Linked DNA regions of Homo sapiens: all the other regions are linked to region 2. A link is a loop called in an ENCODE intact Hi-C map of the cell type or tissue named here. Cell type or tissue: IMR-90. All regions are shown on one strand. Region 1 holds the start of MTERF4 (mitochondrial transcription termination factor 4). Region 2 overlaps CROCC2 (ciliary rootlet coiled-coil, rootletin family member 2). Region 3 overlaps SNED1 (sushi, nidogen and EGF like domains 1).

Region 1 (5,000 bases), 190 kb before region 2:
GCTCACTGCAACCTCCGTTCCCTGGGTTCAAGCAATTCTCCTGCCTCAGCCTCCCGAGTAGCTGGGATTACAAGTGTGCGTTATCACGTTACCTGGCTAATTTTTGTATTTTTAGTAGAGGCAGGGTTTCACTATATTGGCCAGGCTGGTCTCGAACTCCTGACCTCAGGTGATCCACCCATCTCAGCCTCTCAAAGTGCTGGGATTACAAGCATGAGCCACCGTGCCCAACCCACTGCATATTTTTAAAGTATGGTTCGAGAGAGCAAAGTTTTCACACAAGACTGAAGGTGATGTCAAATTTTTTTTTTTTTTTTTTGAGAAGTACTTTCGCTTTTGTTGCCCAGGCTGCAGTACAATGGCGTGATCTTGGCTCACTGCAACCTCCGCCTCCCAGGTTCAAGTGATTCTCCTGCCTCAGCCTCCTGAGTAGCTGACACTACAGGTGCCCACCACCATGCCTGGCTAATTTTTGTATTTTTAGTAGAGATGGGGTTTCACCATGTTTTCCAGGCTGGTCTCAAACCCCTGACCTCAGGTGATCTGCCCACCTCGGCCTCCCAAAGTGCTGGGATTACAGGCGTGAGCCACCACACCCGGGCTCATGTCAATTTTTCATAGTAATCCCCATGTCCCAGCTGTCATTTTATTTCTAGAGCTAGACAAACTGTTCAGGTTCCTTGATTCTTTCCAGGGAGTTGGGGTGGCTCATGGGATTTTCTTAGGCTTTTGGTGTAGCATTAACACAATTTATTGTGAGATGTTGACAGTTGAGTATTTTGAGAAGAAAATTACATTATAAAAAACAACAAAGGCAACCAATTTTTTTTTTCCTTTTGTTTTTTGAGACAAGGTCTTGCTCTGTTACGCAGGCTGGAGTGCAGTGGTGCAATCATGGCTCACTGCAGCCTCAACCTCCTGGACTCAAGTGATCCTCCCACTTCAGGCTCCTGAGTAGCTGGGACTACAGGTGCACGCCACTACTCCCGGCTAATTTTTTATTTTTTGTAGAGACAGGATTTTCCTATGTTGCTCAGGTTGGTCTTGAACTCCTGAGCCCAGGCAATCCCCCCCACCTCAGCCTCTCACAGTGCTGGGATTACAGGCGTGGGCCACTGCACTCTGCCAAAGCAACCAATTCTTTAGTTTCTACACGGATTAGAACCTTCCTTTTCTTTGACATAATCCTTTTGTCAAAAGACAGTTTTACATAAATTGTTTGGCACCCCACTCCATGCCTGGCGCAAAGCAGATATGTAAATGTGTGCCCATGCAAGAATCAAATCCTTTATGTCAGTCCAGAATGAAGTAGATAAAACAAGAAATGCTTATAAATTAAGGCTTTGGTGGCAGGATTTAGGCAGCTGAGAAAGCACACCTTTTTATTCTTCACAAGCATCACCTTGTGAAAGATGCCTACGCTCTTAGGTCGAGAGAGGAAATTTAAGAATGAATACACATTGGGCTAAAACTTTACTATATTTCATCCTAAGAGGGAACCAGACCTCGAAGTTGGGAAGGCTCTTGCTTATAAAGGGAAATGTGCCGTAATTCCTGTCATTTTACTTGGGTCTTTTAAAAACGGCAAATTCTCATCTTCCACTGGCTGAGAGTAAAAAGAAAGAAAAGCGGTAAAGACTTCTTTTTGTGCGTAGGTGGCCCCGGTGTTCACGCTGAATACAGATTTTTACACAATAAAATCTTAAATATCTCTACATGGAACGGAATCCATTTTTCCTGCCTCGGGAAGGATTTCTGCGCTCTCGGGTGAAGTTCCCGAAGCAAGGAACCAGTTCCCCTCTACCTGTACTCTTGAGAGGAATTCTCAGGTCATCTGAAACACAAGTATGGGCCAGGACGACCCATTCGTTCACGCGGCCCAGAGCTCTGCGAAACGGGACACGGCAGTGCAACGGGAACAACCGGACACCGAGGCCCCCGAAGGCTGAGGCCGCGGCAGAGGCGGCGGCACGGTGACGGGCGCGACTCCGGCCTTCCGGCTTTCTAAGGGGCGGCCCCGGGACACCTGAGCCCCGCGGGGCCGTGAACGCTCAGCACAGCTCCGGGCCGGAATCACGATCCACCACACCGCGCTGGCGCTGGGAACGGCGTCGGTGACGGACCGGGGGCCGGAAGTGAAGGACGGGGGAGGACCGCTGCTTCCGGCGCCGTAACTGCTGCCATCTTCTCCGCGCTATGGCTGCGTTCGGCCGTCAGGTAAGCTCGAGCTGGGCGCGCGGGCTTCTCCGGGTCGCAGGCGGGCGGGCAGCGACGCAGAGGAACCGCGGCCGCCGAGTGTTTCACGGCCAGGTCGTGGAGCCCTCCCGGAGGTCCGTGCACGCTGACCTGGTTTTGGCATCCTGGACCCGTGGCTCTGCTCAATTATTGTGGGATATAGAGTTGACATTTTTTTTTTTTGAGACAAAGTCTCGCTCTGTCTCCAGGCTGGAGTGCAATGGCGCGATCTCGGCTCACTGCAACCTCCGCCTCCCGGGTTCAAGCAATTCTACTGCTTCAGCCTCCCAAGTAGCTGGGATTACAGGCGCCCGCCACCATGCCTGGCTAATTTTTGTATTTTTAGTAGAGACGGGGTTTCACCGTGTTGGCCAGTCTGGTCTGTAACTTCTGGCCTCAGGTGATCCACCCGCCTCGAACTCCCAAAGTGCTGGGATTACAGGCGTGAGCCACCGCGCCCGGCCTGAGTTGACTGTTGAACAAGAGTTTGAACTTCACAAGGAAGATAACATGTACTTTTCATTAAGAGGAAGCGGAATCAGCATAGAGGTCTTTAGGCTTGAGCCCAGTTCCACGGGCCGCGCCCGCTGACCCCAGCGACTGCCAGGTGTTCCTGGCGGAGGGAGCATCTGGACAGGGGAGGCTGGAGAGCAGCCAGAGCTTGGGCTTGGCAGGGTGGCCCCAGGGCGACAATCGATGACGCTGGAGAAGGGGTTGGGACCGATGTGAAGGTTTTAGAGCAGGGGTTCCCCAACCCCCGGTACCGTCCCTTGCCTATTAGGAACCAGGCTGCACAGCAGGAGGTGAGCGGCAAGTGAGCCAGCCAGACTGTATTTACAGCCGCTCCCTTCGCTGGCATTACCGCCTGAGCTCCGCCTCCTGTCAGACCAGCCGCCTTAGATTCTCACTGGAGCGCGAACCCTATTGTGAACTGCGCCTTTGAGGGGTCCAGGTTGCGCTCCTTATGAGAATCTGATGCCCGATGATCTGTCACTGTTTCCCATCAACCCCAGATGGCACCTCCTGGTTGTAGGAAAACAAGCTCAGGGCTCCCAGTGATTCTACATTATGGTGAGTTGTATAATTATTTCATCTTATATTACAACGTGAAAATAACAGAAATAAAGTGCACAACAAATGTAATATGCTTGAATCATCCTGAAACCCCTCACCAGTCTGTGGAAAAATTGTCTTCCATGAAGCCAGTCCCTGGTGCCAAAAACGTTGAAGACTGCTGGCTTAGAGTGCCTGGATGATTTGTGCATAGTTTGTTAAGCACCAGCCTGAACCACTGAAGACTTTTGAGGTCAACTGGAATTGTGTATGCAAGTTGACTAATTACTGTGACCCTTGAACAACACAGGGGTTAGGGGCACCAGACCGCCCCCACACCAGTTGAAAATCAGTGTATAACGTTTGACTCCTCCAAAACTCAACTACTAATAGCCTACTCATGACTGGAAGCCTTACCGACAACATAAACAGTTAACACATATCTTGTATATATATATATTGCATTCTGTATTCTTAAAGTAAGCTAGAGAAAAGAAAACGTTATTCAGAAAATCATAAGGGCAAAACCCCGTCTCTACAAAAAATACAAAAATTAGCAGGGTGTAGTGTGCACCTGTAGTCCCAGCTACTCAGAAGGCTGAGGTGGGAGGATTACCTCAGCCTGGGGAAGTCAAGGCTGCAGTGAGCCATGATTGCACCACTGCACTCCAGCCTGGGCAACAGAGTGAGACCCCCGTCTCAAAAAACAAAAAGAAAATCCTAAGAGAAAATGTATTTACTATTCATTAAGAGGAAGTAGATCCTCATAAGGTCTTTAGGCTGAAGAGGAGGTGAAGGAGAGTTTGGTCTTGGTGTCTCAAGGGTGGCAGAGGCGGAAGAAAATCCACATATAAGTGGATCCAAGCAGTTCAAACCCTTGTTGTTCAAGGGCCAACTCTGTATCCCACAAGATTCTTCTCGTGGAATGAATTTAAGAACATGAATCTGGAAAGTAGTCTGAGGTCCAGACTTTTCTGGCACACATGACCAGGTGGCCTAGAAATAGTTTTTCCCTCTTCCTCCATGTCCCTGCTCCCATCCTTAAAGCTGCAAAAGCTAACAATATTGTACCTGCTTGACTCCCATCTCTGTGGCCTTGAAATACCCTGTTCTTTGTGAGCTTCCTTCTCTGTAGGCTTAAGTTCAGATAGGATTTTGCAGATTGCTTATAAAAATTGTATGTTTGTGTGGAACCAAGGCAGTAAGTACTCTGGCTCAGAAGTCTTATGGTGTCCATTACACTGGAATAGTGAGGAATTAATTGTCTTTTGGTCCTGTGTCTTACAGGTCCTTGATTGGCACCGCCTGATCCCCCTCACCTGGGCCTGTATGGCTAGGCAGACTCCTCATCTTGGAGAACAGAGAAGGACGACAGCTTCTTTGTTGCGCAAACTGACTACAGCCTCCAATGGAGGGGTCATTGAGGAGTTATCTTGTGTTAGATCCAATAACTATGTGCAGGAACCAGAGTGCAGGAGGAATCTTGTTCAGTGCCTCCTTGAGAAGCAGGGGACTCCTGTGGTACAAGGGTCCTTGGAGCTAGAGAGGGTCATGAGTTCCCTCCTGGACATGGGTTTCAGCAATGCCCATATTAATGAATTGCTCAGTGTACGGCGAGGTGCCAGTCTTCAACAGTTGCTGGACATCATTTCAGAATTTATTCTCTTGGGTCTGAATCCAGAGCCTGTGTGTGTGGTCTTGAAGAAAAGTCC
Region 2 (5,000 bases):
CCTGCACCTGGTGCATGCTGTCTGGCTATCCCGGATGCTCCCTGGACACAGGCCTCCTCCTCCATCTGCACCCCAAAGATCGCGGCCCCCCTCGCCGGGGTTGGAGAGTCACCGCAGACCCAGGCTCAGCATGGCGCCTGGAGAGGCCCTATTCCGACTCTGCTGCCCTGCAAAGGGCAGCCACTCAGCAAACGCCTCCCCACTATCAGCTGAGGTCTGGGGCCAGCCCGCCCGTCCTCCCGACAGCCCGTGCACCAGGGTCTGTCTCTCAGTCCCCTGGGAGGTCTTGGGAGGCGCCTTCACTGCAGGTTCCCCCATTGCCTCTTCTTCTGGAGGGAGTAATGGGCCCCCCTTGGGAGCAGCAGCCCAGTGGGGGAGGGGGAGGGAAGTCCCTGCTCCTCCTCCTGGGCCCAGCTGGGACCCAGGTGCCAAGACCACCAACCAGGAGGAGAGCTGCTGGAAGGGGCTCAGCCATTCTGTTCTAAACCCCTTATTTTGCACAGCGGAGAACGGAGGCCCAGCAGGGTGGCAAGAGGCACCCCAGGCTCCTTGATCAGAGACCGTCATGCTCCGCTCAATCCCCCAGACTGGGAAGGGCTCTGCCCCGCCCTCCCTCCGCCTGCTCAGCAGCTCCCGCCCTGCGCTCCCCCGGGCATCGGCGGCGCCACCCGCTAACGGGAAGGCTGCAGCGCGGAGTAAACTTGACTCATTCCTAACATTTACAGAGGGTCACTTATTAGCGGGACGTCCCGAGAGGCGCTGGGGCGTAATGGGTTCCATCTGTGGACGGGTGCCTGCAATAGGCCGCGGCCCAGCTGGAGCCGGAGGGGGGCGCGGGGAGCGCGGGGGGAGCGCAGGGGGCGTTCAGGGGGACACGGGGGGAGCGGGGAGCGCAGGGGGCGCGGGGGCGCGGGGGCACGGGGGGAGCGCATGGGGGGGGCGGGGGACGCAGGGGTCGTGCAGGTGGGCGGGGGGCACCGGGGAAGGAGGGGGCGAGCAGGGGGGCGCAGGGGGACGCAGAGGGGGGCGCAGGGGGCGTAGAGTGGGCGCGACTTTGGAGTGTGAGGGCAGCGCCGCCCCCATGGAACCACCCGGAGGAGAGAAGGGCTGAGGGAAGGAGCAAGCAGGGGAGAGGCAGGGATGGGAGAGGAGGGGAAGGAAGGGAAGGTGGAGGTCGGCGTGTCCGGAGGCCTGTGCCGCCAGCCTAAGCGCTTAGGACCCCGCCGATGCTGCTTCCTTCCCCACGGCTCCAGGGTGGTCCTGAGGGTCGGCACCGCCCACTCCCCAGGCCCCTCCCAGGGACTCTGCGCTGCCACCTGCGCCGGCGGGTACAGGCAGGGCGTCCCCTCCGCGACCTGTGGGTCCTTCTGGGCCTGCCCGTTTCCCGCCCGGGGCCTCTGCGGGGTGGGCCCAGGCTGTGGCCCAGCGTCCGCTGGAGGCTTGTATTCTAGAAGGCCTCGCAGTGGGAGGGAACACCAGGGCTGGAGGTCACTTTCCCCTAAGGCCCCAGACTCACAGCTGAGCCCGGCCCCTATCTCTTCCTCCTGCCCCCAGCACCTTCTTCAGCTCAACCTGCATTAAAGACCCCAGGGAGGTCACAGCCCCTGAGTGGAGCTACGCTAGGGGTAGCTGGCCCACTCAACCCGATCCTGGCCCTGAGGGGGGTGGCCCAGCAGGGAGAGCCAGCGGGTCCTCACTGCTGCGCCACCCCATTTGGTTGTGTGGAGAGGGACAGCCAAACCTTGGGGGAAATGTGGGCTCCCCATATCTCTGCCTCCACAGGGTTAGAGCAGGGCTCCCCTCTAAAAGAGTTGGACTGGGGTCCTTGCTATGCCACCAATAAACAGAGACCGTGGGTGTTACCCCCCACCTCATGTCCCCATCTGTGAAATGGGAGCGTTGGCCATCCAGGCCCTCCTGGATCCCAGGGCCAGGGGCTGAGGCTCTGTGAGGGTGCAGTGGATGGACCACGTGTGGCCTCAGCTGCCTGCCCCCAACTGGCCACCAGCCCCTGGGAAATGCAAGCTGCTGGAATCTTGCCTGGAGGCAAATGACCTCCCACACTCTGATGGAATCAGAACCCTCGTGTGGATCCAGGGTCCCACCTGCACTTTGGCACTTGCTGGGGACCGGGGGTTTCAGGGCTGCTACCAGGGCCTCTCCTCTTACACCCCTTCCCCATTCCAGGGCCTTGGCCAAGACCCTGGAATGGGGGGCCGGGAGGTCACCTTATCATCATGCTGCAGATGGGGAAACTGAGGCCAGGGACACGACCCCAGCTCTCCACTGGGGTGGGGTGGAGCCACAGCGCACCTGCCAGCCCATACTGCCTGCAAAAGGCTTCCGCCTGCAGGGAGGGCGCAGGGACTGTAGGTCTGCACCGAAAAACCCGAGTCTTGGCTTTATCTGGAGGCCACGCTCTTGCGCTGATTCCCATCCCTGCGCCTGGGGCATCACCTTGGAGATGCTGTCAGGGGTCAGAAGACTTGGAGGGAAATCCCCCACACCCTCGTCAAAGCCATCTGAAGCAGGGACGGTCAGGGGCCTGCTGAAGCTCAGACCCAAGGGTCACTGGCCCCACCAGCCCTCAGCAGCCCCACCACCCCGTCGTCCCGTCCTGCTTGGACAGCTGCCTGAGCTGGGGGCGGGAGGGGGAGCACGTCCATCGGGACCCCCGCCCACCCACCAGCAGGCTCCTCGGTCAGCCTGGGTCACCCTCATTGAGGGGTGGACCCCCGAGTGAAGGGTGGGGTGGAGGGCGAACCTCCTGAGTGAGGGGTGGGATGGAGGCAGCTCCCAGCCAGAGGGTGGAGGGTCCCTTCCCTGAGCTCCAACAGTGCCCCCGTGTGGCCGCGAGGAGCGCTGCAGGGGGCTGCCAGGTCCTGCTCTTGTAGAACGGAGGCTGGGGCTGGGGGTTTGGACGGCATCTCGGACCAGTGCTCAGTGGAAAATGAAAGATGTGTGTCCACGAGAGTGAAGGCGCGCGCCAGCATCGGCCCGCAGGGTTCTCCACGCTCTCCACTTGCAAACGTTTTCACATCCATTGTCCTGGCCTGCATTGGAGGCTTCTGGCCTCCGCCTTAATGGGTGAGGAGGGTGAGGCTTGGCACCTCTGAGACTTGCTCAAGAGCACCTGCTCAGCAGCAGCGTTAGGACTGGGACCCCAGCCTTGGGCCCCCACTCGCGCACAAGGGTGGTCACTGATGAGCCTTCCCAGCGGCGGTGTCTGGACTTGGCTCCACTGCAGTTCTCCTCCCCTGTGTGCCCCCTTCCCAGCCTGAGCAAAGGGCAGGGAACCAAGCAGCTTCCGGGCCGGGCGGCAGCCCCTTTCCTCCTGTGTCTGAGCCCAGCCATGCTGCGGCTGCTGCCTTTCTCTCCCGGGCCCTCCATGGCCCTCCCAGCATCCCTGGGCGGGGAAGTCTGGCCTTGCCAGGAGCAGGCACAGCTTGAAGAACACATCTGAGGACAGGGCCTCCGGCCAAGTCCAGCCACCGGACGTCTGCTTGCCGTCCTTCCGCAGCCCGGCCCGCCGCAGAGAGGGCCTTGGGCTGGGTGGCCTCCTGCCAGGCTCCATTTCCTTAGGAAAAAGAGCTTCTCTGTGCCTGGGATAACACCTGGCCTCCAAAATGCTGTATTTCAGCAATTGCTCAGTTTAAGTCTCTGTGTTTGTGGAGCACACTCTGGGCCTGGGCATCACCCAGGAGCGGGAACATGCCTCTGTGGGTGTCAGTTTGCTCCTCAGGTGTTGATAAATCTAGGCCACCCCTGCAGGCAGGACCCCGGCCGGCTAGGCACTGAGGCAGGGATTGTGGATGGGGAGAGACAACTTCTCACTCCCTTCTATGCCACCAACACAATGCTTGGCACACAGACAGGCTCGGACACAGCGCACTGCTCCTGCTCAGAAGACTGAGAGCTCAGCTGGAACTGCCTCAGGTCCGAATCACCAATGGCAAAATGACTCAGAACAAGGAACTCGAGGAGGGCAAGGACCCTGTCTTTCCTGTTTATCCCTGTGTCCCTGGCGCCCACGCAGGCTTCCTGGGGGAGGTGGGATAAGAAAGAGCCCACCAGCTAGAGAGCCCGGGCACTGTGTCCATGTGGAGGGAGCTGTGGAAGCAAAGGTGGAGGGGGTGCATCTCCAGGGGTCTGTGCAGGGTCTGGGGGAGGGGCAGTGGGGATGGGGGTGAGTGAGGCAGAGCAGGAACCTGGCTCCAGACCGTGAGGGCCTCAAATGTTCTGTGGAGGATTGTGGGACACGATCCTTGGACCCCGGGGCTAGTGGGGGTTCCTGAGCGGGAGGATGGGCCCGTGTTGTTAGCACAGTGGCCCTGGCTGTGCCTGACAGGGCCTGGATGTGGCCTGGGAGATTGGGAGATGGGCTGAGCATCTGCCTCTGGCTTGCTTGTGACAGTGCGGAGCTCAGCGACGGGCACCGTGGCCTGGCTGCTTGGAAACCATCCACCGCTCCTGTCCCGTGGTGGGGACCCTAGACTTGGTCCCTTGGGATCTCCTGAGTGATAAGCGTGTCTTCTGTTGGCCTATGAGACGACTGATGGCCAGGGCCCCTGGATAGCCGCAAAGTAGGGGCTGGTTACCAGAAAGACCACGGCACGATTAGAACGTTGGTGCTTTCAGCCCCACACCCTGACATCTGGGGAGGGGAGAGGAGCTGTCTCTGGAGCTGATCACCAACGGCCAGTGATTTAATGAATTTTGCCTACTTAATGAAGGTTCCATAAAAACCCTAAACCACAGGGCTGGGCAGGCTGGGTTGCTGAATACAAGGCAGTGCTGTGGGTGGTTGGTGTGCCCAGGGGCCTGGAGGCTCCGTACCTGCCCCCTGTACCTTGACCTGGGCACCTCTCCTTCCGGCTAGTCCTGAGTTGTGTCCTTTATAATAAACCAGTAATCAAATGGGAAAGTCACTTCCAGAGTTCTGTGAGCTGTTCCAGCAAATTATCAAGTTGAGCAGGGAGTTGGAAGAACCCCTAATTCAT
Region 3 (5,000 bases), 160 kb before region 2:
CAAAGTTGCCCACTAGGTTGCTTCTTCTTTCTGAGCATCACGATGAACACAGAGATATTGGTATATTTCATGGGCTTCCGTCCATTGCTGTCAGTTGTTTTCCTGATGCTCAATTTATTCTGTCTTTGGACAGCGGGAGCCCTTCAGGTTGGCTCCCCGCCCTCAGGACATGGTCTGCTGTTTTGAAAGCTTGCTTGCTTTTTACACAACATGTCCTGGGCTTATTTTGTCCACATCCTGCTTCAGTCTTGGAATCACCCATTTCTCCAAAGATCACTGGCTTCTTGGTGAGAACGAGATCTAGAGCCCACAGCCTGGCACTCACACCGCTCCCTATTATGGGATGTCACAGCTTCAGGCCTTTCAATGAACAGAACTAGAAAATTAGGCTTCTTTAAAAAATAAACACATTATGAGTTCATACTAATATTTCCATTTCAAATTAACAGAATCAAAAGACAAACAAGATTTTATTTATTTATTTTGAGATGGAGTCTTGCTCTGTTGCCCAGGCTGGAGTGCAGTGTCGCGATCTCAGCTCACTGTAACCTCTGCCTCCTGGGTTCAAGTGATTCTCCCACCTCAGCCTCCCGAGTAGCTGGTACTACAGGCGCGCACCACCATGCCTGGCTAATTTTTGTATTTTAGTAGAGACGGGGTTTCACCATGTTGTCCAGGCTGGATTCAAACTCCTGACCTCAAGTCAACTGCCCGTTTCAGCCTCCCAAAGTGCTGGGATTACAGGTGTGAGCCACTGCGCCCAGCCAAAACAAACAAGATTTTTAACTTCTTTCATTTTATATTTTTAATTCTTTACACTGAAAATCTTGGTGGCGTTAACAATTATTTTCTTTATCCTACCATATACATGCAATCATTTCAAAATAACAATTCAGGTATTACTACTAACATTAAGATCACTGAGTATAGCCTAACATTCCTTGGCGATGCTTTTTATCCTTAGACCATATTCCATTAGGGGTGAACAGACTACTCTTATTAAAATCGCTTGCAATGATATTTTTTTCCTGTGTGGTTATGCCATCCACATGATAACTAGGTTTACTTATTTCAGTATGTTTTCAATTTTTAGGTGTTGCCTTTTCTTTTTATTGTTTTTAAAACCTTTTTTTTGGTTCTAAAGTCAAAACTGTAAAACAAGGTTCATTCAGAGAAGCCTCGCCGATCTCCAGTCCCATTATGCAGTTCTTTCCCTCCTCATTTAGTGAACCATCTTATTAGTTTCATTTCTTTATTAAAATGAGGACAAAATTTGTATTTCCCTTCTCCATTTTCCTACACAAAAGACAACATACTGAAAACACTGTTCTGCACGTTACTTTTTTTTTTTTTTTTTGAGATGGAGTCTCACTCTGTCGCCCAGGCTGGAGTGCAGTGGGGCGATCTTGGCTCACTGCAAGCTCCGCCTCCTGGGTTCATGCCATTCTCCTGCCTCAGCCTCCTGAGTAGCTGGGACTACAGGCGCCTGCCACTGCGCCCGGCTAATTTTTTGTATTTTTAGTAGAGATGGGGTTTCACCATGTTAGCCAGGATGGTCTCGATCTCCTGAACTTGTGATCCACCTGCCTCGGCCTCCCAAAGTGCTGGGATTACAGATGTGAGCCACCGCGCCCGGCCTTTTTTTTTTTTTTTTTGAGATGGAGTCTTACCCTGTCACCCAGGCTGGAGTGCAATGGTGCGATCTCGGCTCGCTGCAGCCTCCGCCTCCTGGGTTCAAGCAATTCTTCTGCCTCAGCCTCCTGAATAGCTGGGATTATAGGCGTGTGCCACCATGCCTGGCTAATTTTTGTATTTTTAGTAGAGACAGGGTTTCCCTATGTTGGCCAGGCTGGTCTCGAACTCCTGACCTCAAGTGATCCACCTGCCTCAGCCTCCCAAAGTGCTGGGATTACAGGCATGAGCCACCGTGCCTGGCCTGCACATAACTTTTTTAAAGCAGGCATTATTGAGATAATTCATATAACATAAAATTCACCCAAAGTGTACAATTTATTGGTTTTAAGCATATTCACAGATACAGGCATCCATCAGCACAATTTTAGAACATTTTCGTGACCTCAGAAAGAAACCTTGTACCTTTTAGCTGTTACTGCCTTCCCCATCCCCTCCACCCTCCAGTCCTGAGCAACCGCTAATGTACTTTCTGTCACTAGAGAGCTCCCTCTGCTGGACTTTCATATGAATGGAATCATAGTACATAGAGTCTTCTGTGTCTGGCTTCTTCCACTTAGCATGTTTTCAAGATTCATCCATGTTGTAGCATGCAGCATGCGTCCTTGTTTTATGGTTGAATCGTGTTCCATTGAGTGGATATACCATGTTTTGCTTATCCTTTCTTTTCTTTCTTTCTTTTTTTTTTTTTTTTGAGACGGAGTCTAGTTCTGTCTCCCAGGCTGCAGTGCAGTGGCGCGATCTCACCTCACTGCAAACTCCACCTCCCGGGTTCAAGCGATTCTCCTGCCTCAGCCTCCTGAGGAGCTGGGACTACAGGCGCCCGCCACCACGCCCAGCTAATTTTTGTATTTTTAGTAGAGACGGGGTTTCACCGCGTTGGCCAGACTTGTCTCGAACGCCTGACCTGGTGATCTGCCCGCCTCGGCCTCCCAAAGTGCTGGGATTACAGGCGTGAGCCACCGCGCCCGGCCACTTTTCCTTTCGTTAGTTGATTGACACTTTGGTGGTTTCTACTTTCTGGCTTTTGTGCTGTGCTGCTATAAATATTTGTGTACAGGACCTCATGTGGACATAGGTTTTCATTTCTCTTGGGTATATACCTAGGAGTGCAATTACTGGGTCATGCGGTAACTATTGGTTTAATCCTTTAAGGAACTGCCAGACTGTTTTCCAGAGCAGCTGTACCACTTTACAGTCCCACCAGCAGCGTAGAGGGTTCTGATCTCTCCACGTCCTCACCAATGCTTATTATTATCTGACTTTTTAATTCCCGCCATCCTAGTGGTTTTGATGTGCATTTCCCTGCTGACTAATGATGTCAAGGATCTTTTCGGTGTGATTACTGGCCATTTGCATATCTTCCTTGCAGAAATGTCTTTTTAGGTCCTTTGCCCCTGTCTGAATTGGGTTGTCTTTTTATTGTTTAGTTGTCAGAGCTCTTTATTTTAGATATGGGTCTCTGATCAGGTATGATTTGCCCATGTCTGAACTGGGTTGTTTGTCTTTTTATTGTTCAGTTGTCAGAGCTCTTTATTTTAGACGCGGGTCTCTGATCAGGTATGATTTGCATGTTTCCTCCACTCCACAGGTTGTCATGTCACTTCCTTGATGGCATCCTTTGAGGCACAGAAGTTTTAAGTTTTGATGAAGAGTAGTTTATATATAGATTTTTGTTGTTGCTCATACTTTTATTGTTGAGCCTAAGGACCCTCATGATCGAAGGTCATGAAGATTTACTCCTATGTTTTCTTCTAAGAGTTTTGGTTTTAGCTCCTAACATTTAGGTTGTTGGTCAATTTGTGGTAATTTGTGTTATGAGGTATATGGTACGAGGGCTCCGGCCTCATTCTTTTTGCATGTGGATATCCAGCTGTCCCAGCACCATTTGCTGAGACTATTCTTTCCACATTGAATGGTTTCAGCCCCCTTGTAGAAGTCAGTTGGCCATTGACGTGTGGTTTATTTCCAGACTCTCAATTCTTTTTTTTTTTTTTTGAGACGGAGTCTCGCTCTGTCGCCCAGGCTGGAGTGCAGTGGCGCAATCTCAGCTCACTGCAAGCTCCACCTCCCGGGTTCACGCCATTCTCCTGCCTCAGCCTCCGGAGTAGCTGGGACCACAGGCGCCCGCCACCATGCCCAGCTAATTTTTTGTATTTTTAGTAGAGACGGGGTTTCACCATGGTCTCGATCTCCTGACCTGGTGATCCGCCCGCCTCGGCCTCCCAAAGTGCTGGGATTACAGGCCTGAGCCACTGCGCCCGGCCCTGGACTCTCAGTTCTTTTCCACGGATTACAGGCGTGAGCCCCCGCGCCCGGCCCTGGACTCTCAGTTCTTTTCCACTGATCTAAATGCCTATCCTTAACCCATTACCACACCAACAGGTTTCACCATGTTGGCCAGGCTAGTCTTGAACTCCTTCCTGGCCTCAAGTGATTCACCTGCCTAGGCCTCCCAAAGTGCTGGGATTACAGGTGTGAGCAGGTCTGAGTTTTAAAAGGCAAACAATTAATCTTTAAAAGGATATGATTTTATATATATATAGAAAACCCCAAAGAATGTATGACAAGAATAGGAGAGTTTGGCAAGATGGTTGGCTATAAGGTCAGTATGCAAAGGTCAAATAAATATCTATACTCCAGTAATAAATAATCAGGAAAAGTAACTTTTAAAGTATATACTAGTATCAAACTATATAATAGTATCAAACTATAAAATACCTAGGAATAAGTCTGAATTCCATATAAAACTTTACTGAAAGATATTAAATAAGTCATAATGTCATATATGGAGAGACATCCCATGTCCATGGATATAGACTTACTATCCTAAAGATGTCAATTTTCACAAAAATGGTCAATGGATTGAATGCACACCCAGTCATCATTATCTCAAAGGCCTTTTCCATAGAGTGTGACTAGATTTGAAGGTGTATATGTGGAAGAAAAAAGGCCAAGGGTAGCAATGATACTTCTGAAGATGAAGAGTAAAGGAAAGGAACTTTGCCAATCAGTTCCAGGACTTACAAAGTTAGAGTGAACACAGGGCAGTATTGGCACAGATGTATCAAATTGACGCCGCCAGAATTCTACTTTTATATGTGGAATTTTGATACTGACAGTGGGGGAAAAAGGGACTTTTTAGCATGAAGAGATGAAAAATCCAGTTTACCCATATGCATAAAAAATGAAATTGTAGCCCAACTTCTCACACACACACAGTCTAACAGATTAATGACCTACAGGTCAAAAGCAAAACTTTACATCTTTGTGAAAAAAATATACATGAATAACTTTCTAACTTTGGT

What was found. A loop is a pair of places that touch in the nucleus more often than their neighbours do. Peaks named below come from ENCODE experiments on the same cell type or tissue, not always from the same donor. Only the 100,000 strongest peaks of a DNase experiment are listed, where the experiment ranks them.
Region 1: it touches region 2 in a loop (13-fold over the local background); 5 of 110 quality-filtered maps call a loop at or near these places.
Region 3: a loop joins it to region 2, with 3 times the contacts of the local background. A loop is called at or near these places in 11 of 110 quality-filtered maps.

What each region holds. Positions count from the first base shown.
Region 1 is chr2:241,099,470-241,104,469 of GRCh38, reverse strand. It overlaps MTERF4 (mitochondrial transcription termination factor 4), which reads left to right and starts at 2,183. Exons shown (of 4, transcript NM_182501.4): 1 at 2,183-2,217; 2 at 4,576-5,000. The coding sequence starts at 2,197. RefSeq lists enhancers at 1,857-2,396, 2,397-2,936. In IMR-90, no CTCF peak of the experiment used is centred here; a DNase peak (open chromatin) is centred at 2,109; H3K4me3 peaks cover 1,928 bases; H3K27ac peaks cover 585 bases.
Region 2 is chr2:240,912,390-240,917,389 of GRCh38, reverse strand. The region is part of intron 1 of CROCC2 (ciliary rootlet coiled-coil, rootletin family member 2); the gene reads right to left. Among named protein-coding and RNA genes, the nearest start is that of CROCC2, 8.6 kb to the right of the region's middle. In IMR-90, CTCF peaks have their summits at 740 and 2,850 (motif pointing left); DNase peaks (open chromatin) are centred at 659 and 3,979; H3K27ac peaks cover 2,319 bases.
Region 3 is chr2:241,075,769-241,080,768 of GRCh38, reverse strand. The region is part of intron 27 of SNED1 (sushi, nidogen and EGF like domains 1); the gene reads right to left. It also overlaps a transcript of MTERF4 not described here. Among named protein-coding and RNA genes, the nearest start is that of SNED1-AS1, 14 kb to the right of the region's middle. In IMR-90, a CTCF peak has its summit at 2,187 (motif pointing left); a DNase peak (open chromatin) is centred at 2,168.